Linked DNA regions of Homo sapiens: region 1 is linked to region 2. The links are chromatin loops, found by intact Hi-C in ENCODE. Cell type or tissue: HepG2. All regions are shown on one strand.

Region 1 (8,000 bases), 610 kb after region 2:
CCATGTGGCTTGCTCTTCTCTACTCTGGAGACCATCACAGGCCAGCATCCTGCCGGTGAGCTCTTAGCCAAGCTTTTTAAATTCTGGTTCACTCAACTGATAATTTGCTCAGCGTCTACCGTGTGCCAGCCACCATGCTAGGCTCTGGGGATGGAGCAGTGAACTGGACAAATAGAGGCCCTTCCTTCATCGAGGCCACAGTTGAGTGGTAGAAGCAGGTATCAGACTCACAAATATGCGAATATCCATTTAGTGTCTATATTGGTCATTGCTAGAAAGGCTTAGTACAAGTTGCCTTGGGAACATTGAATGGAAGTAACTCACCAAGGTCAGAGAAGGCTTCCCTGGAGAAGCCTTTAACCTGAAAGCTGAAGGTTGAGTGGGAGTCACTTAGATGAAGAAGGCAAGCAACAGGCTTTCAGGCAAAGGGAAGAGGATGTGCAAAGATCCTGAGGCAAGAAGAAACTGTAAGACAGCCAGTGAGGCATTGGGTGAGGGGGAGAGCTGCTTGAGCAGAGACTGGAGGTGGGGCCAGGGGCCAGATAATGCCCAGCCTTGTGAGCGAGGCTAGGGAATTTAGACTTTATCCAAAGAACAATGGAAGCCTCCTGGGACCTTCCAGGCTTGGTGCGGACCCTCTGTTATGTGTGCCCGTGCATCCTGTACTTTTATTTGGTAGCATTTATCGCAACTGAAATGAAATAAATGAATTTGGCTTTTAGGTGGAATAGATCCCCTTGGGGCTAGAATGGATGCCAAGAGCTCACTTAGGAGGCTGTTGCCACGATCCAGGTGTCAGCCGCTGGGAGCTTGGGTTACGAAGGAACAATAGAGACGGAGCTAATTGCATGTTCGGACGTCTGTTTAGGAGGAGAGGATTTGGTGACAGATTGGCTGTAAGGATGTGAGAAGGGAGGTGACCAAGTTAAGTAGAAATGGAGCTGGTTTGAAGTGGCCGATGATGGGTTCACTTTGAAATGGCCCAGTGCTGTGGCTCACATCTGTAATCCCAGCACTTTGGAAGCTGAGGCAGTCCAGGAGTTTGAGATCAGCCTGGGCAGCATAGTGAGACCCCATCTCTACAAAAGATAAACATTTGCTGTGTGTGGTGGCATGCCCCTGTGGTCCCTGCTATTTGGGAGGCTGAGGCAGAAGGATCATTTGAGCCAGGGAGGTTGAGGCTGAAGTGAGCAGTGACTGTGCCACTGCTTTCCTGCCTGGGTGACAGAGCGAGAACCTGTCTTTAAAAAAACGAAAGAGAGAAAACGTTGCATTGGCGATGGCTGAGGCCTTGGAATGGGACTGTGAAGCGGGCAGGTGCCTGAGGGCCCAGAACAGATCGCTGGGAGGTCTAGTTGGAGACACACTGTTGTACATCTGCATGTGGCTGTTATTTCAAGCTGTGGGAATGGATGACATCATCAGTAAGGAGATGACAGAGGACTCTGCCTTATGGAACTCCAGAAATCCAAGGTCAAATGGAGGTGTCAGCAAAATTGACAAAGGAGATACAGCCAAAGGTAGAAAGGAAACAGAAGAGTGCGGTGGTGGCCACGTGGCTGTTTCCAGAGAGAGGTGCTTAATGTCACCTCATCTTGGCTCACTTTATCTTTCAACTCCACCTCCTTATGCTTCGCTTTCCCTCAAGGTGCTTACATTTAGTACCTCATCCCACTCAGGAAGGGTGGGTACTGGCTGACTTGTCATGGCTTTAGAAAGCAGTACAAGGGGCCTTGGGAGGGCCCTGGGTTTCAAACTCCGGAGGGTGCCTTATGCTCAGAACACAGTGAACGGGGCCTCCCAGAGTTGCGCAGTGCAGGCCTGTCCCCTTCTTGACAGGTCACCTCTGAAGAGCTATGAACGACTCAGTTAATCAGGATAAGCAGTCATCGATTCTTTCCTTCCATCTTCGGGGGAGGTAGGAGGATTGAGAGGAAAGGGAAGCCATTACCTTTTGCTTTTTTGACAACTTAAGTTCTACTTTGAAAACCCCCAGGACTGCATAGCACTCATTTCTTCTTTCTACTCTTTTGATCCCCGTTTTTGTTTCCTCCCGATCTTTGCCATTCTTCTCAACCAACAGAATGACCAGAGTTGTGGGGCGGCTGCCACACTCCCTGATGGGACCTCACACGTGTCCCGTACTTTCTCTTTCCTTGTATTTCAGAAGTCCAGTTTGACCTTCCAAAGGAAAACTTGATAAGTTTTGGAAATTTCTTCTAAGTCCATCTTTTATTTATTTATTTTTTTGGAGACAGGGTCTCACCTTGTTGCCCAGGCTTGAGTGTAGTGGCATGATCATGGGTCACTGCAGCCTCGACCTCCTGGGCTCAAATGATCCTCCTACCTCAGTCTCCCAAGTAGCTGCAACTACAGGTGTGCACCATGACGCCTGGCAAATTGTTTCTTTTTTGTAGAGGTGAGGTTTCACTGTGTTGCCCAAGCTGGCCTGGCCTAACTCCCTGTTTCAATATGCACTTCAAAGGGTGGCCTAGATGGCTTCTCACTTGGCCTTCTCTTTAGGAAAGGGCACTGGTGTCCTGCAGGAAGAGATGAAACTCTGCAGCTGGTTTAAACACCTGCCAGCATCCATCGTCGAGTTCCAGCCAACACTCCGAACCCTTGCACATCCCATCAGTCAGGAATACCTGAAAGACACGCTGCAGAAATGGATCCACATGTAAGTAACCAGAAAGAGCTTCCCTGCAGCTGGCAGGAGCCACCCATGCAGCCTTGTACGGGGCATTACAAGGGTCAGCGAGGCATGTGCAGAAAGCCTGTCCTGGATGGCGTGCTGCCCATCAGCCAGCCTCTCACTCTGTGACCCATTGCCACCTTTGAGGTCATTCAGCACCCGCTGTGGGAGAACCAAGAAGGAATTTGTCTTTCAAAAGGTTATGTGGGAGTTTTAAATTCTCTTTATGTGAGAGTTCTGCAACTCCTGTTTTTACTTAATGCATTGTTTTTTTAAGCCATTCCGCAGGGTCCAGACTTGCGTATATCCTCGGGGAAGCAAGGGTAGGCCTGGTGTGGGCAACAGACTGCATGCCCCAACCCAGCCAAAACGCTCTGTGTTGCTACAGGTCTATCAACACTGAGACACATAGATATTTATCTACTGGAACTCAGATAAGAGATTGTCAAATGGGATTCTGATGTTTTTCTTAATAAAGATGTGAACACCATGCCTCTGATGGAGCCCAAAGAACATGATTCTGTTGCAGGTGTAATGAAGACATTAAAAATGGGATCACCAACCTGCTCATGTACGTGAAGAGCATGAAGGGTCTCGCGGGAATCCGGGACGCCATGTGGGAGTTACTTACCAATGAGTCCACCAATCACAGCTGGGATGTGCTATGTCGGCGGCTTCTGGAGAAGCCGCTCTTGTTCTGGGAAGATATGATGCAGCAACTGTTCCTTGACCGATTACAGGTGAGCTGGACAGTCACATGGTCTACCTGTTTTATGGCCAATCCTAGTGGTATTTTGACTGTCTTGGGAGATTTCTGTCGCTTCCCAAGTATATTCTTTTCCTGCTTAGTAACAGATCCAGAGTCTAGAGCTGAAAATACACCAGGCCTCTGTCACTTGATCGGGAATGGGCCCATGTTCATCAATAATGGCTTTATTCTCTGCCAACACCATGCCATCTTTCTGAAGATGGTGAACCTTCTGAATGCTAGGATAAATTACCATTTGGTACTTTTGTTTTGAAATGTCCTTAAAGGAACTGTGATTAGAACTCTTCTCTCATTCTCTTTTAGACTCTGACAAAAGAAGGCTTTGACTCCATCTCCAGTAGCTCCAAGGAGCTCTTGGTTTCAGCTTTGCAGGAACTTGAAAGCAGCACCAGCAACTCCCCTTCAAATAAGCACATCCACTTTGAGTACAACATGTCGCTCTTCCTCTGGTCTGAGAGTCCTAATGACCTGCCTTCCGATGCGGCCTGGGTCAGCGTGGCAAACCGGGGTCAGTTTGCCAGTAGCGGCCTCTCCATGAAAGCACAAGCCATCAGCCCTTGTGTACAGAACTTCTGTTCTGCCCTGGATTCTAAGCTGAAGGTTAAACTAGATGACCTCCTGGCTTACCTCCCCTCTGATGACTCATCACTGCCCAAGGACGTTTCTCCCACACAGGCCAAGAGTTCTGCCTTTGACAGATACGCAGATGCGGGGACCGTGCAGGAGATGCTGCGGACTCAGTCCGTGGCATGCATCAAGCACATCGTGGACTGCATCCGGGCAGAGCTACAGAGCATTGAAGAGGGTGTGCAAGGGCAACAGGATGCCCTCAACAGTGCCAAGCTGCACTCAGTTCTTTTCATGGCCAGACTCTGCCAGTCCCTGGGAGAGCTGTGCCCCCATCTGAAGCAGTGCATCCTGGGAAAATCAGAGAGCTCAGAGAAACCAGCAAGGGAGTTTAGGGCTCTGAGAAAACAGGGAAAGGTGAAAACTCAGGAAATCATTCCTACACAGGCCAAGTGGCAAGAGGTTAAAGAAGTACTCCTCCAGCAGAGCGTGATGGGCTACCAGGTCTGGAGCAGTGCAGTTGTGAAAGTGAGTGATGTAATTTCTTATCCCTGTCTTGTCTCACTTCTGTCATATTCCAGTCTTGCCAACCTCAATCAGTTCCTTCAGTAGTAAAGGCAAAACAATTCTGATTTCATACGGTTAACTTTATCTCTGCCAGAAAGTTCAGTAAAAACTTTTTTGGCCGGGCGCGGTGGCTCATGCCTGTAATCCCAGCACTTTGGGAGGCCAAGATGGGCAGATCGCGAGGTCAGGAGATCGAGACCATCCTGGCTAACATGGTGAAACCCCGTCTCTACTAAAAAAATACAAAAAATTAGCCGGGCATGGTGGTGGGCGCCTGTAGTCCCAGCTACTCGGAAGGCTGAGGCAGGAGAATGGTGTGAACCCGGGAGGCAGAGCTTGCAGTGAGCCGAGATCGCACCACTGCACTCTAGCCTGGGCAACAGGGCGAGACTCCGTCTCAAAAAAAACTTTTTCATTCATTTTTAGCTTAGATTCAGTAGACAGAAAAGCTGCATTTTTTCCTTGCATCAGATGAGAATGAAAGACTTTCTGCCTGGATTTCCTCTCTTTAACCTAAATATCATATTCCCAGTAGCCTCCACTTGTACCTTAAGAGGTGGTATTTGGGCCAGGCATGGCGGCTCATGCCTGTAATCCTAGCACTTTGGGAGGCTGAGATGGTTGGATTGTGTGAACCCAGGAATTCAAGACCAGCCTGGGCAACATGATGAAACCCCCTATCTACAAAAAGTACAGAAATTATTCGGATGTGATGGTGCACGCCTGTAGTCCCAGTTACTTGGGAAGCTGAGGCAGGAGCATTGCCTGAGCCTAGGAGGTCGAGGCTGCAGTGAGCTGTGATTGTGCCACTGCAATCAGCCTGGGAGAAGGGCAAGACCCTGTCTCAAAAAAAAAGAAGTGGTATTTGACATTTATAGGGTAGTTAGCAACAAAATTCCCATGGCTGATATCATTGATAATTAGCCAAAAGAGGACTGATACCATCACTGTACCTACAACTTCAGCAGCTTGAGCTGTTCTCAGGATTACACAGATTGTTTTAAAGAAACTCTACAGAGGATCTGAGTGGCTTGTATGGATATCTGCCTTTTATTACCAGGTTTTGATTCATGGATTCACCCAGTCATTACTTCTAGATGATGCTGGCTCAGTTCTGGCCACAGCCACCAGCTGGGATGAGCTAGAAATTCAGGAGGAGGCAGAGTCTGGCAGCAGTGTCACATCCAAGATCCGACTCCCTGCACAGGTGAGCAGGGACCATGGGCTGAAAAAGGGAATAAACTGCTCCGTGGAAAAGAAGAAAGATTTTAGAAAATCATTCAACATACAACTTCTGAGGAATAGCTGAAAGTAACATCTGTAATTTTCTACTGTGGGGGCATAGTAGATGTAGGGCTAAGTAAATGGCAGACTGTTCAAGAAGTCAGTTAACCATTCTTTCCTTTTGTAGCATAGGCTCTGTGCTAATTAGGGAACCACTTACTTGCCGTGAAATCAGCAGCATAAAACACAGGCACCTCTTCGAGATCAGCCTCAGACCGTGGAGGCAGTAACAGCAAATTGCACTTAACCAGGGGCCTTGTGTCTGCTGAACAGTCTGCCTGTAAGAAGCGTTGCTGAGAGGGGTCAAAGTCCTGGCACATAGGCCTTGTAAGATTAAGTGGATTCACTTTCACTGTGTGTCATTTAATTGGTGCAAGTTGGCAATGTGACATTTCTTTGTTCTTTTAGCCGTCCTGGTATGTACAGTCCTTCCTGTTTAGTTTATGCCAGGAAATTAATCGGGTTGGAGGCCATGCCTTGCCAAAGGTGACATTACAGGAGATGCTGAAAAGCTGTATGGTTCAAGTAGTAGCTGCCTATGAGAAACTCTCCGAAGAAAAACAGATTAAGGTAGGTGTCTGAATGTTTGCCCATTAAAAACACAAATTAAACAAAAGAAAACCTTAGCATTGTCTTGGGTTTGAGCAGTTCACATCAAAGACTCAAACTGTTAAGGATCACCCAGCCCAGGCATCGGGTCCTGTAAAAATGCTCTATCTTAGGAGTAGCACCCAGCGCTGTGAGTTTACTTACACTCATTCTAAAGGGTCAGCAGATCTTCGCTAAGAAGGCAGCTCAGCACAGATGGAAACACCAAGACCCAGAACTTTGGGAGGCTGAGGTGGGAGGATGGCTTCAGCTTGGGAGTTCACGGCTGCAATGAGCAGCTATCATCTCACCACTGCACTCCAGCCTGGGCGACAAAGCAAGACCCTGTCTCTTAAAAAGACAAAACAAAAAAATCAAAAAACAATGAAAAGGATCAGAGCTTCAAAATAAAAGACCTGGCTTCCAACCTCAGTGCTGCCACTGGTTCACTGGGGGCTCCGGGCAAATCATTAACCTCCGTTTCCTTAGGGCCAAATGTGATCCTGTAGATAAACCGCTCAGTGGTTTCCTCACTTGTAAAAGGCAGACAGCCCCCGGCCCCAGCCACAGCACACCTACCTCAGGGGTGACTGTGGGGAGTTAGAGAGAACAGTTGCCTGCCACAAAGTGTGACACACAGAGGTGCTTACTTACGGGGAGTTCTTGTCTCCCAACCCTTCACACTGCTTTCACTGTCTAGGAAGCGTTCTGCCCTTGGTGTATAATCCCATTTCATTAGTAACTTTTTTTTTTTTTTTTTTTTTTTGAGACAGAGTCTCACTCTGTCACCCAGGCTGGAGTGCAGTGGCACCATCTCGGCTCACTGCAACCTCAACCTCCCAGGCTCAGGAGATTCTCCCACCTCAGCCTCCCGAATAGTTGGGACCACAAGGCATGCGCCAGCACACCTAATTTTTGTTATTTTTTGTAGAGACAGGTTTTGCGATTTTGCCCAGGCTGGTCTCAAACTCCTGGGTTCAAGCAAATCGCTTGTTTCGGCCTCCCAAAGTGCTGGGACTATGGGCAGGAGCCATCACGCCTGGCCAGTAACATTTTTTAGAAGGAACATGGTCAGGTGCGATGGCTGACACCTGTAATCCCAGTACTTTGGGAGGCCAAGGCGGGTGGATCACTTGAGGCCAGGAGTTCGAGACCAGCCTGACCAACATGGTGAAACCCCATCTCTACTAAAAATACAAAAATTAGCCGGGTGTGGTGGCGTACATCTGTAGTCCCAGCTACTCAGGAGGGTGAGGCAGGAGAATTGCTTGAACCTGGGAGGTGGAGGTTGCAGTGAGCCCAGATTGTGTCACTGCACTCCAGCCTGGGCAACAAGGCGAGACTCTATCTCAAAACAAACAAACAAACAAACAAACAAAAACCCAAGAAGGAACAAATCCTGATTTTGGAAAGAATTCAGTAAGTCTTCTCTAATGAGCCTCCTCAAAACACTTCTCCTTCAGGCAAGGAGCCTTTTTTTCCCCTTTAGAACAACCATTTACAGCATCTGAGGCCTTTTTTAAGGGCCAG
Region 2 (8,000 bases):
TAACATTAACACAGAAACTCTGTCTGGACAACAGAAATCTGTTTTGTTGAGATTTAAGTAACGTCAAAACTTCCTTATCCCAAACAAACATCGCCTTCGCTCAATGCAGGCAACCACTCCAAGTCAGAAAAGACACAGTGATACTCAAAGCAGACAGCCTCAATTCACGTGTGCGTTACTGGCTGACCATGCGGTCTCTTTATTGTAAGGACAGGAGAAGGGCCCCTTTCCTGGGTTTCTTCAAATTCACACAAGTGGACTCTTATGCAAAGATCCTGGGCTAGCCTCCATCCATATCAGCCACCTCCAAAAATCCCTTCGGGCTAGCTCTCCTCACCCCAAATCTTCTCCTGGAAGAAAGTCCCCTAAAGAAAAGGAGAATCACTTCCTAACCCAAAATTGCTTAACAATACCCTAAATCCATTTTGAGTTCAGAGCAGAAATCCGTGTTCCTTCCAATCTGCTCAGATAACCAGGAAATGCTGTACCTGCTGGGTCTGCACGTTTAGCTCCCGACACACCTGCTACTCCAGCCGGCATGAGTCACCCACGCAGGCATTGCACGGTGTACTTGTCAACCACGGATTCAGTGGCTCAGCAGCTTGCTCTCACGCACACCAGATGGCAAACGTCTACCCCCAAAAAGACGTGTCAGGGCAGACCGGCTAATAACCCAATTTCACTCAATGACACATTCCCACTGTAGGTTTGGGGAGAGGAAAGGAGGGAGGGGGTACACAGAGATGCTTTCCCCACTTATGGGCAAGCTCCCATAGGCCCTGGAAGCCTGATACGGCTCTGCTACCGTCAGTAGAGGAAGGGCAAATTCACCTGGGGAGGAAAATGAAAATGACGTCCCAATTTCAAACCTCCTCCTGAACAAAGGCTGTCTTCTCTACCCCTCTGGGTTCCCACTTTTTACAAGGTCCCATTACAGGATCCCAAATTGGACCCTGGACCAGAAAAAGGACATGAGTGGGACAAATGGATAAATTTGAATGAGGCCTGTAGACTAGTTAAACGTGTTGTGTCAGTGCCAGTATCCCAGGTCTGATCATTGCACCATGGATATATCAGATGTTAGCATTTGGGGAAGCAGGGTAAAGGATATAGTGGAACCCTTGGCATTATTTTTGCAACTCCTGTAAATCTAGATTTATATCAAAATCAAAAGTTAAGTTTTTAAAAAAGACAGCATGTTAAATCTAGCTGCCTGATATATCTTACTTTATGGTATTGCTAAAAAAAAATTTACATCGGCCGGGTGCAGTGGCCCACGCCTGTAATCCCAGCACTTTGGGAGGCTGAGGCGGGCGGATCACGAGGTCAGGAGATCGAGACCATCCTGGCTAACAAGGTGAAACCCCATCTCTACTAAAAATACAAAAAATTAGCCCGGCGAGGTGGCGGGCGCCTGTAGCCCCAGCTACTCGGGAGGCTGAGGCAGGAGAATGGCGTGAATCCCGCGGGGCGGAGCCTGCAATGAGCCGAGATCGCGCCACTGCACTCCAGCCTGGGCGACAGCGAGACTCCGTCTCAAAAAAAAAAAAAAAAAAAAATTTTACATCATAATCCTGATGACAAATTTTAAGTTATTCTCATACCAATGCTGATCAACTCTTTGATACAAAAAGAAACAAAACAAAACACTTCATTCCCTCAGCAGCCATTCACTCTGTGCCCCTTCTGCGTCCCCGCTCCAAGATGCAGTATTATCTGATGGGTAAGTGGTATCTTTTCCTCTAAGCCCATCTCGGCAATATCCAGAAATAGAGTTATTCCTTTGCTTTAGACATAACTCTAACTTAAAGCAAATATAGCAATTTCTGGGAATTTTCCAAAGAAAATAATACAAAATGTGGATAAATCTTTATGTACAAAAGATGCTCACTGTATTACTTCTAATGGTAAAACTTTGGAAACAACTTAGTATCCAACAATAGGGAAATTGCCAAGCCAATTATGAGTCAACGCCTGCAGCAGAATACAGTTACCATGCCGTCATGACATGGGGGAAACGTTCAAATAAAATTACACAAAAAAAGAGGAGGAGAAAAAGTTGTATACATTGCAGGATTTCACCAGTGAGGAAATATATCAAATTGCCAGCATTACTGTGTGAATTGGATGTTTTTCCTGCTTTGGGCACTTTTGTGTAGTTTTCTATAAAAGAAAGAGAAAGAGCATGGATTACTTTTTAAAATCAGACAGGGAGGAGGAGTGGTGGGGTTGGTTATCAGTTTGCCTGGCGGTTTCAACCTTTCCTCTCCCGGAGTCAGTCTAAGCACAGAACTGGGGTGGGGGCAGAGGGTGGGGAAGGGCCGCAGGTAAGGTGCTGTGTCAACCTGGGCAGTTCCAAACCCTGCATGGGACCAGGGGCACCGAGGGCCCCAGCTCCCAGGGTAGGGGGTCGTGCCACTATGCACTGCCTTTTCTTCTTCCGGTGCTGCTTTACTTTCTCTTGCTCCTGGAGCAGTGCTCACTGGAGACGCTGGGACCCTGAGCACTGACCAAGAGTGATCCCTGACAGCGTCAGATTCCTATGCAGAAGGGACTGCTGGGTGGGAAATGGATCACCGACAGGTTCTAAATGCGAACCCACAGGCTGCAGGAGAGGGGTGAGGGGCGAAGGAGGGAATCCCACCTCTGGGAAAGCATCCTCAGGAAACCTAGATAGGTCCTGGAGGTGAGGACAATCGCCAAGGAGGGAGAAGGAAAAGGAGGACCCTGGTTAATCTGCACGCCAAGGGTGGAGTCGCTCAGTCATTCATTCAACAAACATCTATTCAGTGCCTACTCAGTGACAGGCATCGCGCTGCCCCCAAACAGGGCAGACACAAAAGAACAAGGGGAGGAGGAAGCTATGGATACAGAAGCGGTATGCTTTCAGTTCCAGACTCAAGACGTAAGCCCTCTCCCCACATTGGCCAAGAAACGACTTCCATTAGCAAGTTGCGCCGGAAAGGGGAGGTGGCGGGTGGTCTCACTGGACTGAATTCCTGCCACCTCCCACCTATTCAGAAAGCCCGTCCACACCCTGGCCAAACGCGTACCAGCGTCAGCCTGACGGGTGGCCCAGTCCTCGCCGGAAAGCTGCTTGCCAAACGCCCCCGCTCACCCCCTAGCCCCAACGGTGAGAGGGGCTCGGCTGAGTCGCGTTCTCCAACCGCTGCGCCCCAGCAGCGTCCCCGGTCGCCAGTGGGCGGACGCCAGGAGCTCACGGAGGCGGCACCGCTCCCGAAGTAACGGAGCCCGGAGGGCGCCCAGGCGTTAAGGCAAGTGCAAGGGGCCGAGCGGGTGCGCCGAGGACGCGGGGGCGTCTCCCCCAGCTGAGGTTCGGTCCCTCCAGGCAGCCAAGGCTTGGCAGCGCTAGAGGCTGAAGGACAACGGCCGAGAACGCCCAGGATGGGGTGGTCGCTGACCACCGTGTCCCAGGTGAATCAGCTCCGCTTGGAGGCAGGGGGATGACTAAAATGACCTCCAAGAAGATGTCAATTACAAGAACAAAAATTTCAACCCGGAATCTCGAGACCTTCGAAAAACGACGCGGAGGAAAAAAGGAAAGAAAGAAAAGAAAGTAAATCAGATCCCTTCCCCGAACCGCAGGGAAACTTACCTCCAGCTTGGCGACCCAGCTGTTAAGCAGAACAAATCAATCCACGGATGGAGAAGAGGTCGTGGGTCTTCTGAGCCCAGCTGATACACACCAAGTAATCCACGTTAAGGGGTCCGCAGCCCCCCACCCAATTCCCCACTTTCCATCCAAGGCCAAAGAGCAGCCAGACCCTGTCCTCTGCGCTCCAGACTCGCGGAGGTCGCGGGCGGGGGTCCTCAGGCGGCCGCCTTCTCGTCCCCAGGGGTGGGCGCGCGACGCGGGCAGGGACCGGGCGCCCGGAGGACCAAGCGAGCGCATCCCGCCTACTCGTGCTGGGACATCACCCAGCCTGGACGCCGCTCCTCGCCTTTCTTCCCCGCGCATCGCCAGCGCCAACCAAAGATCCCCGCCGGGAAAGCCTCTCTGCCAAGCTGGAAAGCGCTGAAGGCGGATCGTCTCTCAGACTTGGGTTTGCAGGTTCACAAGGCCCGGGAGGCTTACGGTGGGCGCCTGCCTAACAGAGGGTCCTTGCGGAGAAGCGCAGAACGACAAATGCCAGAGGCGGTGACCGCGTCCTCTGGATACCAGCGCCGCACCGCGCACCCGCGCCGCCTGCGCGCCCTGCAGTCGGCTGGGCCATTCGGCCCTTATATACCAGGCGGACCCGCGCCGGGACGGGGCGGAGCGGGGTGGGCGGGGAGGGGGTGGGGAAGGCCGAACGGCTTCCTGGGAGTCGTAGTTCGACTACGTAGTCCTGTCGTAGTCAGAACAAAAGCTAAACAAGGATGGAAATGGTTAGGGTTTGCCCACCACAGCTGTCCTCCCTTGCGCCCTTCCTTCACAGACAAAGCTGGCATTCCAGTCCTATTGTCAATGCCGCTAGGTCTATTCTGGCCTTTGTGCATAAGGTGGGTCACACCAGCCCCGAATGCCGCCCAGGATGACAAACCTTGGTGGCCCTAGAGTCAGGTTATCCCAGCTGGGCCCCACTTCTGGAGACCAGAGGTCCGAAATCAAGGGGTTAGCGGGGTTGCTTGCTTCTAGGGGCAGTGAGGGAGAATCTGTCCCGGGCCTCTCTGAGACCTGGTGGTCATTGGCTATCTTAGGCGTTCCTTATCTTAGGCGTTCCTTGGCTTGCAACTGCCTTACCTTCATCCTCCACCTTTTACACGGTCTTCTCCGTGTATCTTTTCACATAGTTTTCCCTCTGCGTGAATCTCTGTCTCTTCACACTGTGGTGTTTCTACAAGGATGCCAGTCATATTGGATAAGGGGCCCACCCTGATCCAGTACGACCTCATCATTAACCAATGACATCTGCAACGACCCTATTTCCAAATAAGGTTACATTCTTGGAGGTCCTGAAGATTAGGACTGCAATATATTAATATTTTGGAGTTGTAGGGGGAAAAGTTCAACCCCTAACAGGTCTTCTATGCCTTGTTGCACCTATTAACAGCCATTGTGACTAACCAACCCTTTTGATAAAAGCAAGCCCTGAGAAGCAAGATGAAATCACAAAATCACTGAGGCTGTGACAGGAGGGGAAGCCAAGAACATTGGAATCTCCTGGGCCAGGTTTTCCTGTGGCCACGGTGGGATTGCTGGAGAGGAAATGGTCAGAAAAAGAAGGCATCAGGTTGGGCGTGGTGGCTCATGCCTGTAATCCCACCACTGAGGTCAGGAGTTCGAGACCAGCCTGGCCAACATGGCAAAACCCCATCTCTACTGAAAATACAAAAAAAATTAGGTGGGCGTGGTGGTGCATGCCTGTAGTCCCAACTACTCAGGAGGCTGAGGCATGAGAATCGCTTGGACCCGGGAGGCGGAGGTTGCAGTGAGCCGAGATTGCGTCACTGCACTCCAGCCTGAGCAACAGAGTGAGACTCTGTCTCAAAAAAAAAAAAAGAAGGCATTAGTATTGAAAGTAACAGGAGGCACCTGGGTAAATGGGGTTGGGGAGGGGAGAAGATAGACAGGGCATTCCTAGATGCCCCTGAAGCACAGACTTGATTTTCCACCTGCCACTGTGCCCAAGTTTCCCCCCATTCAAGTCCCAGGCTATGGACAAGCTCAGGTCTGGCCCTGGAATCCTGGCTCTCACCTGGCGCTGACATTCCCGGAGAGTCAGTGGCAGTGCAGGGTCTGGATTGGCCACCATTTCCACTCTGAACTCACAATCAACTCCTCTCTTGCTTCCAGGTAAGAGAAAAACTGAGGCCAAGATGAATGTCAAAGGCAGGGATATCCGAACTCCCTAAACCCTCCCCTACAGGATATTGAGGATAACGCAGCTTTGCTGCTAGGAGCCGCCTGACCTTCTCCCCACTTTCCAGAACACGGGCTGCATATTCCTAGCATACGAAAGGGCATCCAGTCGTCTCAAAATGGTATCAGTGCCTCTTGCTGACTATGCATGGTTATTGTTTTCTCCTGCGTTATAATTCATTCTAGTCCTCAGTCTTCTTAAATTTCTGCACACCAAACATTAGTCACTTGAATAATTAGAAAAATATAGAAATTAATTTTAACTCATCATTTATTTCTTCTCATTGCTGTGAGATTGATTTTCCCCAGGTAAAGCTGGAATCATGTCTCTTCCTTGCTCCTAAAACATCCAGAGAGGTATAAACCCATGTTTAGCATAACATAGAGATGACAGATACAAACATACATACATACATAGCTAGATAGAGGTAAAAATAAGAATTGTATGTGTACATGCATTAGCATACACACACATATATCTCCTTTCTCTCTCTGCTAAGAGGGTCCAGAAGCAATGGCAGCCCAGTAGCAATGAGCACTGGATCTAAGCGATCATTTAGCACCTAGGTTTGTTTTTATACTATTGTCCAACAGAAGGAACCAGAGCTCATTGGAGAAACAGCTGATTCTAGGACTGGGGCAGGAAATATGCAAGATGAGCCTGGAGCACCTCGTAGTGTCAGAAAGTAAGAAAGTGCTAAAACACACTGACACACAAGCATACACACCATACAATGGTGGGGCCACGAGAGAAGGACATAGAAACCAACTGAAAGAGCTCTTAATCGCCAAAGTGGGGGAACCATTTGAACAACAACTTAAGTAAAGTGGTATTAGATTATAACCAAAGTAATAAAAAAATTCATGAGTTCATATTGATATAATTAGGTGATTGGAAAAATAAATACACAGAGGAAAAGAAATCTGTGCAGAAGAATTTCAAAAAATGTATGTAAATACACTGCCCTCCAGGAAGTGGAGTATAACTCCCCATTTCTTAAGCGTTGGCTGCACACAGTGACCCCAACTGAGAGATGGTCTACAAAACACCTCATCAATAACCCTCAAAACTGTCAAGTTCGCCAAAACCCAGGAGAGTCTGAGAAACTGTCACAGCTCAGAGAAGGCTGAGGCTTGATGACTGAACGTGGTCTTCTGGATGGAATCCTGGACCAGAAAAGGGACATTAGGTAAAACTAAGGAAATCTGATAAAGTGTGGGACTTTAGTCAATAGTAATGTACCAATATTGATTCATAATTGTTACAAATGTGCCATGTTAATGTAAGATGTAATAATAAGGGAAATTGAGTGTGGTTGTATTAGTTTGTTCTCACGCTGCTGATAAAGACATACCCAAGACTGGGTAATTTATAAAGAAAAGGAGGTTTAATGGACTCACAGTTCCATGTGGCTGGGGAGGCCTCACAATCATGGTGGAAGGCAAAGGAGGAGCAAGGTCACGTCTTACATGGTGGCAGCAAGAAAAAATGAGAGCCAAGCGGAAGAGAAAACCCCTTACAAAACCATCAGAGACTTATTCACTACCAGGAGGACAGTATGGGGGAAACCACCCCCATGATTCAATTATCTCCTACTGGGTCACTCCCACAACACGTGGGAATTATGGGAGCTACAGTTCAAGATGAGATTTGGGTGGGGACACAGCCAAACCATATCAGTGGGTATATGGGAACTCTCTGTACTATTTTTGCAATGGCTCTGTAAATCTATTCTAAAATTGAGATGTTATTTTAAAAGTTACATATGTATTTAATATAAATATGCATATATATGGTGATAAAAATAATTGCAATATCAACCCTCTCTCGTGTATCAAATTTTCTCCTTTTTTGAGTAGATTCATGGCTCTCTATTCTGTTCCACTGGTCAGTTTTTCTAACTCTGTACCATTATCATGGTGTCTTAATTCTAATACTTTTTTTTTTTTTTTAAGATAGAATCTCGCTCTGTCCCCCAGGCTGGAGTGCAGTGCCATGATCTTGGCTCACTGAAACCTCTGCCTCCCAGGCTCAAGGGATTCTCCTGCCTCAGCCTCCCGAGTAGCTGGGACTACAGACGTGTGCCACTGTGCCTGGCTAATATTTATATTTTTAGTAGAGATGGGGTTTTGCTGT

What was found. Hi-C counts contacts between places; a loop is a spot of excess contacts. Peaks named below come from ENCODE experiments on the same cell type or tissue, not always from the same donor. Only the 100,000 strongest peaks of a DNase experiment are listed, where the experiment ranks them.
Region 1: it touches region 2 in a loop (2.9-fold over the local background); 4 of 110 quality-filtered maps call a loop at or near these places.

Annotation. Positions count from the first base shown.
Region 1 is chr17:73,197,342-73,205,341 of GRCh38, forward strand. COG1 (component of oligomeric golgi complex 1) reads left to right here. Exons shown (of 14, transcript NM_018714.3): 4 at 1-55; 5 at 2,524-2,680; 6 at 3,225-3,435; 7 at 3,768-4,559; 8 at 5,659-5,805; 9 at 6,291-6,452. Among named protein-coding and RNA genes, the nearest start is that of COG1, 8.3 kb to the left of the region's middle. RefSeq lists an enhancer at 2,468-3,667 and a silencer at 6,069-6,363. In HepG2, no CTCF peak of the experiment used is centred here; DNase peaks (open chromatin) are centred at 4,070, 6,250 and 6,960; H3K4me3 peaks cover 641 bases.
Region 2 is chr17:72,588,587-72,596,586 of GRCh38, forward strand. LINC00673 (long intergenic non-protein coding RNA 673) reads right to left here and starts at 4,218. Exons shown (of 4, transcript NR_152516.1): 1 at 3,617-4,218. RefSeq lists a silencer at 4,296-4,345. In HepG2, CTCF peaks have their summits at 4,217 and 5,867; DNase peaks (open chromatin) are centred at 563, 3,125 and 4,255; H3K4me3 peaks cover 4,729 bases.